Regions from separate parts of the Homo sapiens genome. Here region 2 is linked to region 1. A link is an interaction called in ENCODE POLR2A ChIA-PET data of the cell type or tissue named here. Cell type or tissue: GM12878. All regions are shown on one strand.

The links. Peaks named below come from ENCODE experiments on the same cell type or tissue, not always from the same donor. Only the 100,000 strongest peaks of a DNase experiment are listed, where the experiment ranks them.
Region 2: POLR2A ChIA-PET joins it to region 1 with 10 read pairs; 2 of 35 experiments call an interaction of 5 or more read pairs at or near these places.

The regions. Positions count from the first base shown.
Region 1 is chr10:58,369,434-58,377,433 of GRCh38, forward strand. It overlaps UBE2D1 (ubiquitin conjugating enzyme E2 D1), which reads left to right. Exons shown (of 7, transcript NM_003338.5): 7 at 1-1,315. Among named protein-coding and RNA genes, the nearest start is that of TFAM, 12 kb to the right of the region's middle. In GM12878, no CTCF peak of the experiment used is centred here; a DNase peak (open chromatin) is centred at 3,808.
Region 2 is chr10:58,151,176-58,159,175 of GRCh38, forward strand. No RefSeq gene overlaps it. Among named protein-coding and RNA genes, the nearest start is that of IPMK, 110 kb to the right of the region's middle. In GM12878, a CTCF peak has its summit at 1,731; a DNase peak (open chromatin) is centred at 1,730.

The DNA of each region.
Region 1 (8,000 bases):
TTATTGCAATGTGAATTAATTGCACTGCTAAGTAGGAAGATGTGTAACTTTTATTTGTTGCTATTCACATTTGAATTTTTTCCTGTATAGGCAATATTATATTGACACCTTTTACAGATCTTACTGTAGCTTTTTCCATATAAATAAAATGCTTTTTCTACTATTTGTCTTGATTACTTAAAAAAATAAAAATATAAGTAAGGATCAAAACTCTAAAATTTTGCATGAAAATTACATCCAAATTGTGAAAATCAGATCTATTTTGTTTGCCATTAGTCACCATTAGTTATATAAATTTTATTGTTTTAGGTTAGTATCTCTTTACTAAATTGTCAGTCTATAAGATAATATATGTTGATCCCTTGCTGTAGAGGAGAATTTAGAGTAATTTGGGGTTTGTCTTGGATTATATCTAAATGGATTATTTGTTAAAAGTACTGAAATGAGTATAAGGCAGTATCACCCATCCAAAAGAAAGGTCTTTATAGACCTGCACAGTCACTAGATTAATTCATTAAAATGCCCCCACCCTGATGTAATTGACATTACATTTCTTAACATTTTAAAATCTAGAATTTCTAAAATGGAATTTAATGCCATCACAATTTGAAAAACTTTTTTTTTTTTTTTACTATAGAAGTTACAAAGGAAGTTCTAAAATTATGCCTCCCTCTGTTTTTATAAGTTGCCATCGAAAAGTGATTTAAATAAGCAGGTTATCTTTATAGATTTTAAAGAAAACTAGAAAGTTTTAATGTTTTAACTTGGGGAAAAATACATCTCTTTAATGTTTAGCATGCTTGTCAACCTTGAGTGAGTGTCATTTTTAAGAACAGTTGTAGCCCTTCTGATTATTGCAGTAGCTGTAGAAGTATGTAAGAATATGTGATGGGTGTAGTCATTAGCAAAGCATTTAAATCACTTGAGTATTTTGTCATGGTTCATTATTATTAAAGCACAAAATAACCTATTGTTAGAAAATATGTGTTTTTATAAATGAATGTAAAATAATTAAATGAATTGTGAAATGGATGTTTAAGAAAATATAGGCTTAAAAAGTAAATCTATAAAATGATGTCTTAAAACAGCCATATCATGAAAAATTCTACTTAGCTATATTATTATAAGCTACATTTGCCCTGAATTTGAACACTCAACATCACTAGATTTAAATATTTAGTATATTTTGATAGTAAAGGGTTTTGTTTCTTGAATATCTTCACTTTAAACAAAAAAAAAAAACAACTTTCATTTGTGTGGCATTTATTTTTGGAAGTGTCTTCTTTTTTTTCTTTATTAAAGTTTTTGAAACTTGCCTAACTTGTTTGCCTTTGCTTACATCTGGATTGTACTGGACTTGAGGAGTAAGCAGAAGTTCTCATAATTAGCTAAAAACCTTGAGTTCCATAGTGGCGTCATGATCGGTCAGAACACCATTTTGGGTATATTATTTTTGCTTAACTCTAACAAGGAGAACATCAGTTACCTTTTAAAACTGTAGAATAAAAGTCAGGGCCTTTTGTGGATTAAGCATTAATTTAAGGACTTCCTTGGAGTGAGAGAAATAGGTAGTCTTTTGGGGATTTAGGATCCCACTTCTTGAAGTTGCATAGTTGAAAACCATGTTCAAATTGGATTCTGAACGCTTATAACTGCCATATACAGCAGTTACCCACATCAGTGACATGGGTTGTAAGGGGCAGCCTCACCACCATCCTCCAACTATCTCAAAAGCGTACAATTCCTGAAGTACAAGCTTTACATATATGCCTCCGTCAACCTTATTTATTAATTTTTGCATTATTTCCCTGTTTCACCCCTTTTAAACGCTGATAGGGAAAATTAAAAATTATAAATGAACTGCATATCAAGGACAACTCTAAGAGTTAACGTTCAAAAGTTACTTTTCATAAGAAAAAAATAATACATTGCAGTTTTAAATTTTTCTTATTTATCACAGTGATCTATCTAATGATTCAGTCATTGATGTTTGTCAAGATCCTGCTCTCCCACAGTTCTGTATTTTTTAAATGGAGAGATTAAGGAAATTAATTTTCCTCCCAAATTAAAAGAAATTATTGGTCATGAAACTATATCATGTCTGTTTATTGGTAGTCATTTTGAACTGTACAAAAGCCCAGCCCAGTTGATAATGCTTTAAAATTTGAGCTCTGCAGTAGAATCATCAGTCCTGTTACTCTATCTTCTTAGGACCAGCCATGAAAAATGTGATCAGTGCTTTAGCCATGGCCATAAAAACAGAGCTTCATTGTATTCAGATTGTTGAAAGTACTGTTTATCTTTGTTTGTTTCAGTCTTTTAAGTGATTATTACTACAATAAAAAATCTGATTTTTAAAAAATTAGTTTTATCACTTTTCAGCTGTAAAGTAGGATTTTCACAATTTTTTTTTCTTTAAAGCAGAGGCTTAATCACAATTTAATAGCTGTAAAATGTAATGCAGATTATTTATGAAAGGTCTTATAATGCTTCTCTTTTATTCTGATGGTTGTGTTGCACAAATAGGGCAGCAGGTAGAGTCTCATCTAATTTCACTTACAAAAGTTCTTATAGGTAGATAACTAGTCATTTCTACTCTCTCTGTTTTTGAACTGAGTAATGTGTCTGTAAGCTCTTCTTAAACTGTGTAATTAATATGTTTTCCCTAGTTTTTTTCAGTAGTGGTGATAACTGAAAATTTGTAGACGGCTGATAGTGTCCTGGTGACAGCCTAATAGATGTTATATCCTTATTTGTATTTTGTTACATTTACAATTCTGCTCCCATTATCCTGTTATATAAGAATGTGGCTTTAAATTGTAAATGAACTGAACTAATAGGAAGAGAGAAAATTCACCTGAGAGTATTAGTATTGGGGGGCATTTTATGTAATAAGAAACATTTCTCTAAAAACTTGGTTAGCACTCTCTTAGGTCCTACTGTTGTCGAGGGAGAGATGTGCCTTTCTTCTCTCAGAGGAGGTTGCTTTTATTATACTGGCATATGCTGAAGGTCTGAACTCTGCTTTCCTCATATAATTTACTTGGCAGGAAAAACTGTTAAGATCTCTTGAGTGCAAAAGATCACCATGAATTGCATATGAAATATTTCAGTATAAACTCTTAATATACATATTGTGGGAACAGTTGTGATACCACTTGTGTTAGCACTTTTGGTACACTTGTTTTGGCAGTCCCACACATTCAACGTGTGGATAGAAGAATGCACAGGACCCAACATACCATCATACTCAACAGTTAAGATTTATTACAGCCACCTGGCAAGGATACACAGTGGGGGCAGTAAGGGGGAAAGACAGACCAGGCAGTCTGGAGGAATCCACGTGCAGGCTCCCTGTGCTCTCCCTGAAGGGGCCACAAGAGTGAAGCCTTCCTCTAGTAGTAGCATGGGCATAGTGTTTCTGCCCTAGGATGCTAGTGTGAAACGCAAAGTCCAGGGTTTTTATTGGGGGCTAATCACATAAGCATCCTTTGTTTTCCAAAATTCTAGTCTTCTAGAAGGAAAGCAGGTGTTCACCATAAATCACATTGTTTATTTAAGAAGTCTAGTCAGGCTAGCACAGCAAGCACATCTTATCACTCAGGGATGGTTTCAGAAGCCAGGTTTCTAGATGTCAGCCAAGGGCAAACCTTGTAAACAGGCCATTCTAAAGATCAGGCCTGTATAATTTGTTAAAAAAACTATTCTTTCCCTTTGAATGGCCTTAGTACCCTTGTTGGAAACCAACTGACCATAGAGGTTTATTTCTGGTCTCTCAGTTCCATTCCATCAATCAATATGCCTTATCCCAGTATGACACTGTTTTGCTTACTGTAACTTTGTAGTAGCTTTTGAAATGGGGAAGTGTGTGCCCTCCAACTCTGTTCTTTCACAGTACTGTTTTGACTATTCAGGCCCCTTGTAATTCCGTATGTATTTTAGGGTAAGATTTGCCATTTGTCCTGAGATTTAATTGGGATTTATTGAATCTGTAGAGCAATTTTGGTAAAGTTGACATTTTTTGTTCTGGTTATCTACTGCTGAACAACAAACCACCCCAAGCTAAGTAGTGTCAAAGAACAACCATTTCTTTATGCGCATGGATTCTGTTGGGTCAAGAATTGGGCTGAGGCACGGGAGGGATAGCTTGTCTACTCCCCTGTACTTAGGTTCTTGGCTCAGGATGACTCAGATGGCTTGAGGCTGGAAGCATTTGGAGGTTTCTCCACTCATACGTTGGCACCAGGACAGGTATTATATTCTAGGTCACTTATTAATGGCCTTTCTATGTGGTTTGATCTTTGCACAAGATGGCTGCCCACTTCCAAGAGGGAGCAGTTGGAGATAAGTGTTCCAAGAGAATGAGGAGTAAGCTGCCTTTTTAAGTGATCTAGCTTTTGAAGTCAGAGATTGTGTAGTTCATTGGATGAAACAGTCACAAGCTCACTCAAATTCAAGGAAAGTGGACATAGACCCTTACTTTTCCTTGGGAAACAATTTGGGGTCACTAATATGTCTTACTGACTAGTCTTTCCAATGTACATGAATCACTCAATGTACTTAGGTGGTCTTTAATTTCTAATTGTCATTGTTTTATAGGGTAATTGTTTTAATTGTTTTGTAATTCTCTGTGTAGAGGTCTTGCACGTTTTTCACTGGATTCATTCCTATGTATCAAGTTTTTAAAACCTATTATAAAATTATTTTTCATTTCATTTCATATTTATATATTATTTATAGAAAAGCAATTTATATTCATCTTATATCCTGCAACCTTGCTAAATTTACTTTTTAAAAGTTTGTACAATTCTAAAGTTTTAGTTTTCTATACTTACTTATAATCATGTCAGCTGCAGATAGAGATGATTTTATTCAAATCTTTATGCCACATTTCTTTTTTTTGCCCTTTGTTGCATTAGCCTGAGCTCCAATATCATGCTGAATAGAAATAGTAATAGCAAACATCCTTTCTTGATTTCCAAGGGAAAGCTCTTACATGTCAGTATTAACAATGGTGTTCCTTTCATATCAAGGAAGTTTTCTATTCCTAGTTCTTAAAGCATTTTTATTACTATTGAGTTACAAGTTGAATTTAATGCTTTTTCTTCATTTATCAAGATTATTGTGATTTTTATCCTTTTCTTTGATTAATGTAGTGTGATGAACTACACTAACTGATGTTCACCTGTTAAATTATCCTTACATTTCTGGATAGAAACCCACTTTGAGATGTATTTATCTTCCTTACAAACCACTAGATTCTATCTGCAAATTTTTTTGAGGATTTTTGCAACTGTGTTCATGGGACGAGTTGGTCCATAATTTCCTTTATTGAATATTGTTGTCAATTTCATACCTCAGGTTATGCTGGGCTCATAAAAACAGTGAAGAAACATTTCCTTTGTTCTCTGGAAGAGTTTGTAGAAGATTTGTGCTATTTTTTCCTTAAATACTTTGAAGAATATTCTGAAGGCATCATGTCTAGAGTTTTTTTGTTGTGGTGGTGGTTATGGGAAGATTTTAATAATAAATTATATCTTATATATGGACTAGATATATTTTTATTACTCAGTTTTGTGTTTTTCAAGGAATTTCTGCATTTTATCTAAATCGTTGATCTATTTGGCATAGAGTTGTTCATGATATCCTCGTCTTTTTGAAGGTAATATGTATCTGCAGTCATACATATCTCCTCACAATTTTTTTCCTTGGTGAGTCTTGCTAGAAGACTATCAACTTTATTAATCTTTCAGAGAATCAGTATTTTATTTTTTAAAATTTCTTTTGTACATTTGTTTTCTGTTTCATTGATTTATATTATTTATGTTTTCTTTAGTTTTTGATTTTGATTCATTTTTTGTAGCTTCTTGAGGTTGAAACATAATTTTTAAAAACCTTCCTTCTTTTCTAATATATGTATTTAAAACTATATGTTTACCCCTAAGTACCACTTTAGCTACATCCTACAAGTTTCGAAATATCGTATCTACATTGTCATTCAGTTAAAAATATTTTCTAATTCTTGTTTGGATTTTTTTATTCACTTATGAGTTATATATAAGGATACATTGTTTTATTTCCAGGCAATTGGGCTTTTTTTTTTTAAGTTAAATTTTTGCTATTGATTTCTAGCTTAATTTCTCCATGGCCAGAAAACATAATATGAATAGTTTCAATTCTTTGAAATTTGCTGAAGCTTGCTTCATGGCCCAGCATATGGAAATTATGATAAATGTATCATATACATTTGAAAATAATATGGATTGTTATTATTAGATTCAGTGTTTATATGTGCTAATTAGATCAAGTTTGTTAATTGTGTTTATAATTTTTATTTGCTTGTTCTCACAGCCATTAAGGGAGATACGTTAAAAAGTTTCCCATTATGATTGTGAAATTGTCTGTTTTATTTTTGCCTTATATATTTTGAAATCATATTCTTGGATACTCTCTCTTACACACACACATAAAATTGTGATATCACATTAAGAAATGTCTCTATCTGTATTAATGCTTTTGCCTTAAACTCCACTTTATCTAATATTAGTATGGTTTCTTTTGGCTAGTATTTGCAGTGTATATCTTTTTCTATTCTTTAATTTTTGATCTTTCTGTGTCCCTTTTTAAATGTGTGTCTCCAGTACTCATTTCAAAGTTGGGTTCTATTTAATTTGGTTTTTATCTAATCTGACCATGTTAGTATTTCAATTAGAGAATTTCATTCTTTTGCATTTAAAGGAATTACTGATATAGTTGGGTTTATACCAACTGTGTTCCCATTTTTGTTTTTTTTTCTTCTTAACCATGTTTTATTTTTTTCACCTTTCTTTTTTCCTTCTTTTGGGTTTTTCAGTTTTTATAACAGTATCATTTTCTTTCCCTCTGATAACTTGTTAGACATTCTTTGTGCATGTGATTACTCTAAATTAAAAGATCTATCTCTGATTATAGTTTAATATGAATTATTGCTTGTACCATTTTTCCCTATAATGTGAAAACTTTAGACCACCTGGATTCCATTGTCTCTTTCCCACCTTTGCTGTATTATTATTGTCATGTATTTTAATTTGACATATATGTGAAATTCCACAAGACACTGATGTTTTGTATGTCAGTATCATTATACCTACCTCCGATTTTACTTTTTCCAGTATTCATTGCTTTCCTGTTTCCATATGGGATCATTTACCTTTTAACTAAACAACTCCGTTTAGAATTTTGTTTAGTGTACATCTTCTGGTGACAAATACTCGCTTGGTTTTGCTTTTCTGAAATGTTTTTATTTTGCCTTCATTTTTACAGGATATTTTTACTGGGAATAGAATTCTGGATGGGTATTTTCTTTTCAGCAATTTAAAGATGTCATTCCATTGTGTTCTGGATTCCATAATTTATTGAAAGGTCAGCTATTATTAGTCTTTTTTTTTTTTTTTTGAGACGGAGTCTTGCTCTGTTACCCAGGCTGGAGTGTAGTAGTGTGATATCGGCTCACTGCAACCTCTGCCTCCCGGGTTCAAGCAATTCTTCTGCCTCAGCCGCCTGAGTAGCTGGGGATTACAGGTGCCTGCCACCACACCTGGCTAATTTTCGTATTTTTAATAGAGAAGGGGTTTCACCATATTGGCCAGGCTGTTCTCAAACTCCTGACCTCGTGATCCACCTGCCTTGGCCTCCCAAAGTGCTGGGATTACAGGTGTGAGCCACCGCGCCTGGCCTTATTAGTCTTACTGCCTTTTTAAAAGTAATATGCCTATTTTCTCTGACTGCTTTTAAGATTATCTTTTTTATTTTTAGCAGTTTTATGACGGTGTTACGAGGTGTAGTTTTCTTTGTCTTTATCCTGCTTGAGGTTCACAGAGCTTCTTGAATCTGTGGGTTGATATATTTTCATCAGTTCTAGAAAATCTCAGCCATTATTTTATGGAATATTGCTTCTGCCCCATTCTATTTCTCCCCTTTAGGGCCCCAGTATAAAAAATATATATTTGATCTTTTGACTG
Region 2 (8,000 bases), 220 kb before region 1:
TTCCCCCAAGTGGAAATTTTGCTCTATTTAGTTATTTTATTTTGTTTTTTTATTGAGGTGAAATTCACTTAACACAAAATTACCCACTTTAAAGTGAACAAAATAGTGTTATCTTTCTTGATATTTTAAAGCCTAGACTGGCTAACCATGCCATACCAGTGCTAAAACTGAAAGCTGCAATCAGTTAAAATGTTTTGTATTTTATGTTATGTTTATGCCAAATAAAAAGTTCAACTGATTTTTTTTTCCATTTAACTGACTATATTAGATACAGTTGACTCAAATTGACTGACTATTCAGGATATGCTTATATAACACTAAACTAACAGATCGACCAGAGGAAAAACAACAGTCAAGTCAATTGTGTTCTCATACATTTAGCTAATGAACATTTTAGTCTACCATTGTGCTGTCTTAGAGATATAAGTCAGCAGTCATTCCATTGAACCCTAAGACCTTCACAAAGAGTACTGTGCACTTGCTCACAGGACTTGACCTTATTATCTCCATCGTCACTCGGAGTTTGCAACATGGCTTTGACAACACTGTGTTCAGCTTTTCTGCTTCTGCCCAGGGAAGAATTATACCATCATATTTGACTCCTCCATATTAAGCATGAGCCTAGGCAGTGAGTGGCAAAATTGATAACATTTATATAAAGTCTGTTCTGTGGAATCTCCAAATTTGCTAATCAGAATCTTTCTCCTTCTTTGTTATAGTCTGGATGACCATTAAATTTCTGTATCTCTGCATGCTCAGGCCTGGATGCAAGCTCCTAAACCTTTCTCAACTCCAATTAACCTAGTGCTTTATGCCCAGTACCTTCTTGATTGCTTTTGATAATATAATAAACAATTCAGTACTACAAAGTCAAAGGCTGTTAACAAATGACACTTCACATTACTGTTGCACTTCAGCCTCAGAGACACACAGGGGGAACTAGTGAGAGGATTCTCAGACATCTTTCTAGGTTTGGGGCACCTACTTCCCTTCTGTGCTCTTGTAATAATTGTGGGCTGTTACCCTGATGAGGCAGATCTTGAGAATGTGTTTATTTTAAGCTTAAGAAATTACAAATGTTATTCCAAAGGAGGAACTTTCACTCCAGAATCACCTGTGCAGCTTTTCAAATGAAAAACACCCATGCCTGTGACCCACCTCCAGGCACCTGTGGATTTTGAAAGCACCCAGGTGAGTTTTAGCCACAGCTAGGGTTGATTTCTTCTTGAAAAGTTCTAGTCATTAGATGATTACTGAGGACCAACCTAAATCTTAAGTTCAATGATGTGCAATTAAGCATTTATCTTGCCACAATCATGAGAGAAAATTACATCTCACAGTCTGCTCTGTTAGCCTTTTCTAGGACCCCATGAATCTTGGGCAAAGATTTTTAGTACCAAATGTGATATCTGAATTTTAAATCCAGATTTCATTTTCCTCCTAATATTCACCATTGACGAATGAGAGGTTGAGATCTTAGTGACTCCACTCCATTACTGAAATGAATTGAAACGCTTCAAAAAAGCATCCCCTACTAAGCCATCAATAATGTAAAAACATGTTCCCTGTGGATTGCAAAATAGATGTCTATTTCGATGGGAACATCCTGTGTGGCTCTTGTGTGGGGGGGTAGACTCATTTAATTAAGAGAGCTCCTCATCTCTGTCAGAGCAAAGTCATTCCAAACTCGCTCAACAAATCTTAACAAGAGCACGTCTGCCACCCAGCGTTCAAAGCCAGCATAAAATTCTGTCAGCATTCAAAGAGAAGCAGCTCCTCTATTTCAATTTTACTTTCCATAGCTAAAGTCAATTCAGGAGAGTAGGGGTAGGCTTGGCAGTAATACAAAGAGGTATTATGTTGATGCAAAACCTATAGAAATGCAAACATTTGCACTCATTACTTACTCACTTACTGGATACTATGAAAATCAATCCAAAACATCGTGATTCATGTGCCTGATGCTCATTCTCATTAAATTGGCTCCACAAAATTGGCAACCAGAAGTACGTAGGCTTACAGAGCCCACGCTTGGGGCAAGCAGCTATATGTGGTGACTCCATGCATGTTTATAAACTTGAAAAATGTTGCTCTTCATTGGCTGATGGTAATTTACATTTCAAAGAGGATAATAGTGAGGACTGCCATATTTTGGTGCTGAAATTCACATTTCACAGAATACAATTTACGTCAGAATGTTATGTCACTACAAAACGCCTCAGGCTCACAGCTCACTGAACTAAATAACTCTGTCTCCCCAGGTGATGATGATCAAGACTTAATCGCTCATCTAGTTTTTCTCAGCTGGAAATTAAACCTGAATTTACTTACAAGGAGTTGTTGAGGAATAGCTGGGACAGGCAAGAGTAAAAGGTCTTGTGGAAGCAATGATGCGGATGTATCTTTGCAATATAATGTCCTTTCCTCCAGCCAAAGTAAGAACCATGTTATAGCGAAAAAGTCTACGGATGGATCACCAGGTAAAGGATTCAGAGACAGGAGCCTATGGGGATAACTAGCACATTCTTCCTCATGGTCTCACCTCCAAAATGCAGTATACCCTCTTTGCAGTCTCCAAGGTTAAACATAAAGTATCTATGACCCATTGGGAGCAAACAAAAAATGGCCACCATGGGAATTTATCCAGCCACCACTGTGAAAGTGGTGTAAACCTGACCCTTCCACTAGTTGCATACTTGGCCACAGAGGGAACTAGCAGGCCAGCTCCTGTGCTTATCTACATCATTACTCCCATTTAGAGATAGCACTAGCTGTCTCACACCAAAGTTGTTGCTCTTCCCAGTACCCTGCACAATCAGACTGGAGGGGTCTAGAGGTCTTCCAGACATGTGGGGAATTCCAGCTCTCTGTTCATCCTTGGCACCGCAAGCAACCTTGGCTGTAAGCACTAGAAAAAAAAGACTAAAAACTCCAAAGCAATGTGCTTCAAACATTAGACTTATTTGTTGATATAATATGGTACCAGCACTTTCCTGATCTAAATCCATATGAACAAGAAGTCACCTAAGATTCTTTGTCTCAGGGCAGGATTTTAACAATAGCCTCTTAAGTAATATCCTTCAGGCCATTAGTGCTTCCTCCAAATCCATTATGTTCTAAATACACTTTTCTACATACCTACTTTACCATGATACATTCATGCTTTTGCATTTCTCTGGTCGTCTAGAATAAAATCCATACTGCCTACTGAGGTATTTGAGGCTTTTCTCAATCTCACCTCCATCAAGACATTCAGGCTTTTCTGATGCTCCATTTCATGAATCTTCCTTTCTAATCAGTCACATATGTCTACTTACTAGAAAAATTTGCTGGCTTACATTCTTCTGCTCCTTCACGGCTATATGCCTCAAATCTGGAGTGCCCTTGCCAATGCTCCCTGCTTGTCCAGATGTTAACCATACTTTTCTAGTCTCAGTTTTTAATCTGATCTCCTTTATGAGAACTTCATCATGTTAGCTGTCACTGATGACTCTCACAACGGTATTCCTCCAGCCCTTATAGTCAGCATCAGTTGGTAGAATGAGGTGTGCGTGTGTGTGTGTGTGTGTGTGTGTGTGTGTGTGTGTGTGTGTTCCCATTGCACTGAAGCTCATTTGGGGCAGAAATATTTCCAACTCAATTTCTTTTTTTTTTTTTTTTTTTGAGACAGAGTCTCACTCCATCATCCAGGCTGGAGTGCAGTGACATGATCTCAGCTCACTGCAACCTCCGCCTCCCAAGCTCAAGCGATTCTCATGCCTCAGCCTCCCGAGTAGCTGGGATTACAGGCATGTGCCACTATTCCTGGCTAATTTTTGTATTTATAGTAGAGACAGGTTTTTGCCATGCTGGCCAGGCTGGTCTTGAACTCCTGACCTCGAGTGATCTGCTCCCCTCAGCCTCCTAAAGCGCTTGGATTACAGGGTTGAGCCACTGTGCCAGGCCCCAACTCAACATTAAAATACATTTATTGAGAATCTACTTTGTGCCAGGCACTGTGCTCTGCACTATCTTATACTTCTTTTAACCCTCAACACAACATCTGATGCCCAGCTGGGCTTAAATTGTGTATTCAAGTAATATTTCTAGAACAAAGAAAAAATGAACACTATTTGAAGGCATAATCCATGTCAAGCCCTGTAGTAGATGTTTCTATGTGCACTGCTTTATTTAATCATAAAAACCACCCTAGAGGGTAGGTATAATTTTCCCATTTTTGAGGATAAGAATCTGATATTCTAAGAACTTAAACAATTTACCAAAGAACACCTAAAAACATGGCCAAGTTCAGATCAAAGCTAGTGGATCCTGTCTCCAAAATATGTTATACTCTACAGTTGTCTTGTCTTTATCACAGCTAAACTTTTCCTCTGTCTAAACTGGCTAGCCATATATAGAAAGCTGAAACTGGATCCCTTCCTTACACCTTATAAAAAAATTAACTCAAGATGGATTAAAGACTTAAATGTAAGACCTAAAACCATAAAAATCCTAGAAGAAAACCTAGGCAATACCATCCAGGACACAGGCATGGGCAAAGACTTCATGACTAAAACACCAAAAGCAACAGCAACAAAAGCCAAAATAAACAAATGGGATCTAATTAAACTAAAGAGCTTCTGCACGGCAAAAGAAACTATCATCAGAGTGAACAGGCAACCTATAAAATAGGACAAAATTTTTGCAATCTATCCACCTGACAAAAGGCTAATATCCAGAATCTACAAAGAACTTAAACAATTTTACAAGAAAAAACAAACATCCCCATCAAAAAGTGGGCAAAGGATATGAACAGACACTTCTAAAAAGAAAACATTTATGCACCCAACAGACATATGAAAAAATGCTCATCATCACTGGTCATCAGAGAAATGCAAATCAAAACCACAATGAAATACCATCTCACACCAATCAGAATGATGATCATTAAAAAGTCAGGAAACAACAGGTGCTGGAGAGGATGTGGAGAAATAGGAATGCTTTTACACTGTTGGAGGGGGTGGAAACTAGTTCAACCATTGTGGAAAAGAGTGTTACAATTCCTCAAGGATCTACAACTAGAAATACCATTTGACCTGGCAATCGTATTACTGGATATATACCCAAAGGATTATAAAACATGCTACTATAAAGACACATGCACACGTATGTTTATTGTGGCACTATTCACAATAGCAAAGACTTGGAACCAATCCACATGTCCATCAATAATAGACTGGATAAAGAAAATGTGGCACATACACACCATGGAATACTATGCAGCCATAAGAAAGGATGATTTCACGTCCTTTGCAGGGACATGGATGAAGCTGGAAACCATCATTCTTAGCAAAATATCACAAGGACAGAAAACCAAACTCCACATGTTCTCACTCATAAGTGGGAGTTGAACAATGAGAACACATGGACACAGGGAGGGGAGCATGACACACTGGGACCTGTTTTGGGGGTAGGAGGCTGGGGGAGGGATAACATCAGGAGAAATGCCTAATTTAAATGATGAGTTGATGGATGCAGCAAACCACCATGGCACATGTATACCTATGTAACAAACCTGCACATTGTGCACATGTACCCTAGAACTTAAAGCATAATAATAATAATAAAAATTTTCCTCTGCCTTTTTCCCCTGCCTAACATAAGCATTTAGATAAGTTGGTAAGAGATCCCATGAGAAAAATCTTTCTTCTTTCAAATAAATGCCATCTTGTAAGGAGAACTTCTCCTTCCATCACCAAACTGTGCAGTAAATTAGTGCATCCGAGTTCAAGTTACAAACTAGATGATGCAAACTTGTTATAAAATAGTGATATAAATTTAGGTGCTAATACTATGTTTGAATCTTTAAGAATGTGGTAGTAGGAAGAATTTTTTTCTAAAAGTTAAGCCTACAGATTTAACTACCAGATTACAGAAAACTTGGGGGTCTAGGGACAAGCCGAGCAACACCTTGAAGAATCAATAAGCCAAACCCAAAATAGGGAGCACATTATTGGACAAATGACCCAATTTGACAATAGATCAGCAGCCCAGAAGTCAGTAGCTAAGCTAGTACTGAGCCCAGGCAGTCTGTAGTTTGCTCTAAAATCTGGGCTTGTAACCTCTACACTGTGTATAATGTTGTATTTCTCCCTTGACGGTAGTAGAGTCCTTAGCCCAATAGAAAAAAAAATTTTATATATATATATATATGTATGTATGTATATGGCAATCTAATGCCATTTAAACTTAAATTAGAAACTGAACAACTTCACTTTTTGTCTCCAAAACAGTCATTTATAATGCCTAGCTATTTCCCAGTAGTATAAATACTGCTGACAGCATGACTCAGTGCCATGACGAGAAATTAAACCACAAAACCATTCTTAGGCGACCATTACTGATATCCGCAAGCCTGGGACGGTTGCCATGATTCTAACAATGTGTGTTCACTATTGTCTCACGCCACACTCCTTCTGGTTATGCAACATGACCACTGTACAATAATTGAATTTCCTTTCTACTAGGTTGAACAATATCAGTAATAATGCATCCAGATGTTGATTTCAACATCTGCAAGCACAGTTTGTAAAGCAGTTTAAGACCATCTAATTTAAAAGTCAGTCTAACCATTGTCTGTGGTTTTAAACTCGGATGGATTAGACTATTTCCTTCCAGCAGACAAAATGTATTTCTGCCATGTGAATCCCTTGAAAAAGCTTTAGGAAGATGAAGTTCTCAAGTTTAAGTCATGGTTCCCACACCTGACTAACCATCAGAACTTCTAGGTCAGATTTTCAAAAACACAGGCTCCCAGCCTCCACCTTAGAAAATCTGAATCTGAGTATGATTTTGGTGAGGCCCAAGAACTTGTAATTTTTTTAAACTCCCATGGATTTTGATGGCCAGCTAGGTTTCAGATGCTCTGCTTCAGAAAACAGGAGGAATCCCTCTCTTTCTCTTTGTTCTGTATTGGTTCATGAAATAGAAACTTCCACCATCAATTTTACCTTAAGTAATAGTGAATCTGACAGCCATTTGTTCCTCTTCTCCTCAATTCCTCCCACCCAAAAGAAGAGAAATAATTTGCCCCAACTGGGGAAGCCAGCGGAAGGCCCCTGAGCATGCATAGTTTGTCCTCTGGAGTCTGGTTATTGCTGTCTACCAAGCAGATCTCAGAAGTAGAGAATCTTCTCCAGTGAGCTCCTGCTTCCATACTGGAAGTCTTGAATTGCTCTGTCTTCTAGCCTTCTCTCTTGGCCCTCTGACTCTTGTTTATCTGAACTTGAAGGGTTACAAGCACACTGTGAACTTCCAATTGTCTGGAAAAGAAGCATCTACCTTATGAATATGAACCTAATATCCTCTACATGCAATTCCCATGGTCTTGACTTGGGTGCATGTAAAAGGAGTTTCCTATACAGGCCACGAAATGGATCTTGCTGTGATCTGAATCTGTGCATCTCCCACCTATCAAATTTCTATATTAAAACCTAATTCCCCATGTGAGAATATTTGGAGGCCTTTGGGAAGTGATTAGGTCATGAGGGCAGAGCCCTCATGAATGGGATTAGTTCCCTTATTAAAAAGGCCCCAGAGGGTCCCTCACCCCTTTCATCGTGATACAGCAAGAAAAATCCATCTGTGAACCAAAAAAGCAGGTCCTCATCAGACACTGAATCTGCTAGCACTTTCATCTGGGAATTTCCAGGCTCCAGAGCTGTGGGAAATGTTGTTTATAAGCCACCTGATTTATGATATTTTGTTATACCAGTCCAAATGACCTAAGAGAATCCTGCATTTCATTCCCATCTGGTTCCTATATCTGCTTCTCAACTGGCTCCTCCAGATCTCCTAATTCAGACCACCTGGCATCGAGCCAAAACACATCTGCATGGTCCCATGATTCATTTGACCATCCATCAGGAAATGGTGCACAAGGAGCTCCAAAGCCAATAAAAAGTTAGAGCCTCTTGCCTGAAAGCAGGCAAGAACTTTGTGAACGGTGTCCTTTGGACTGC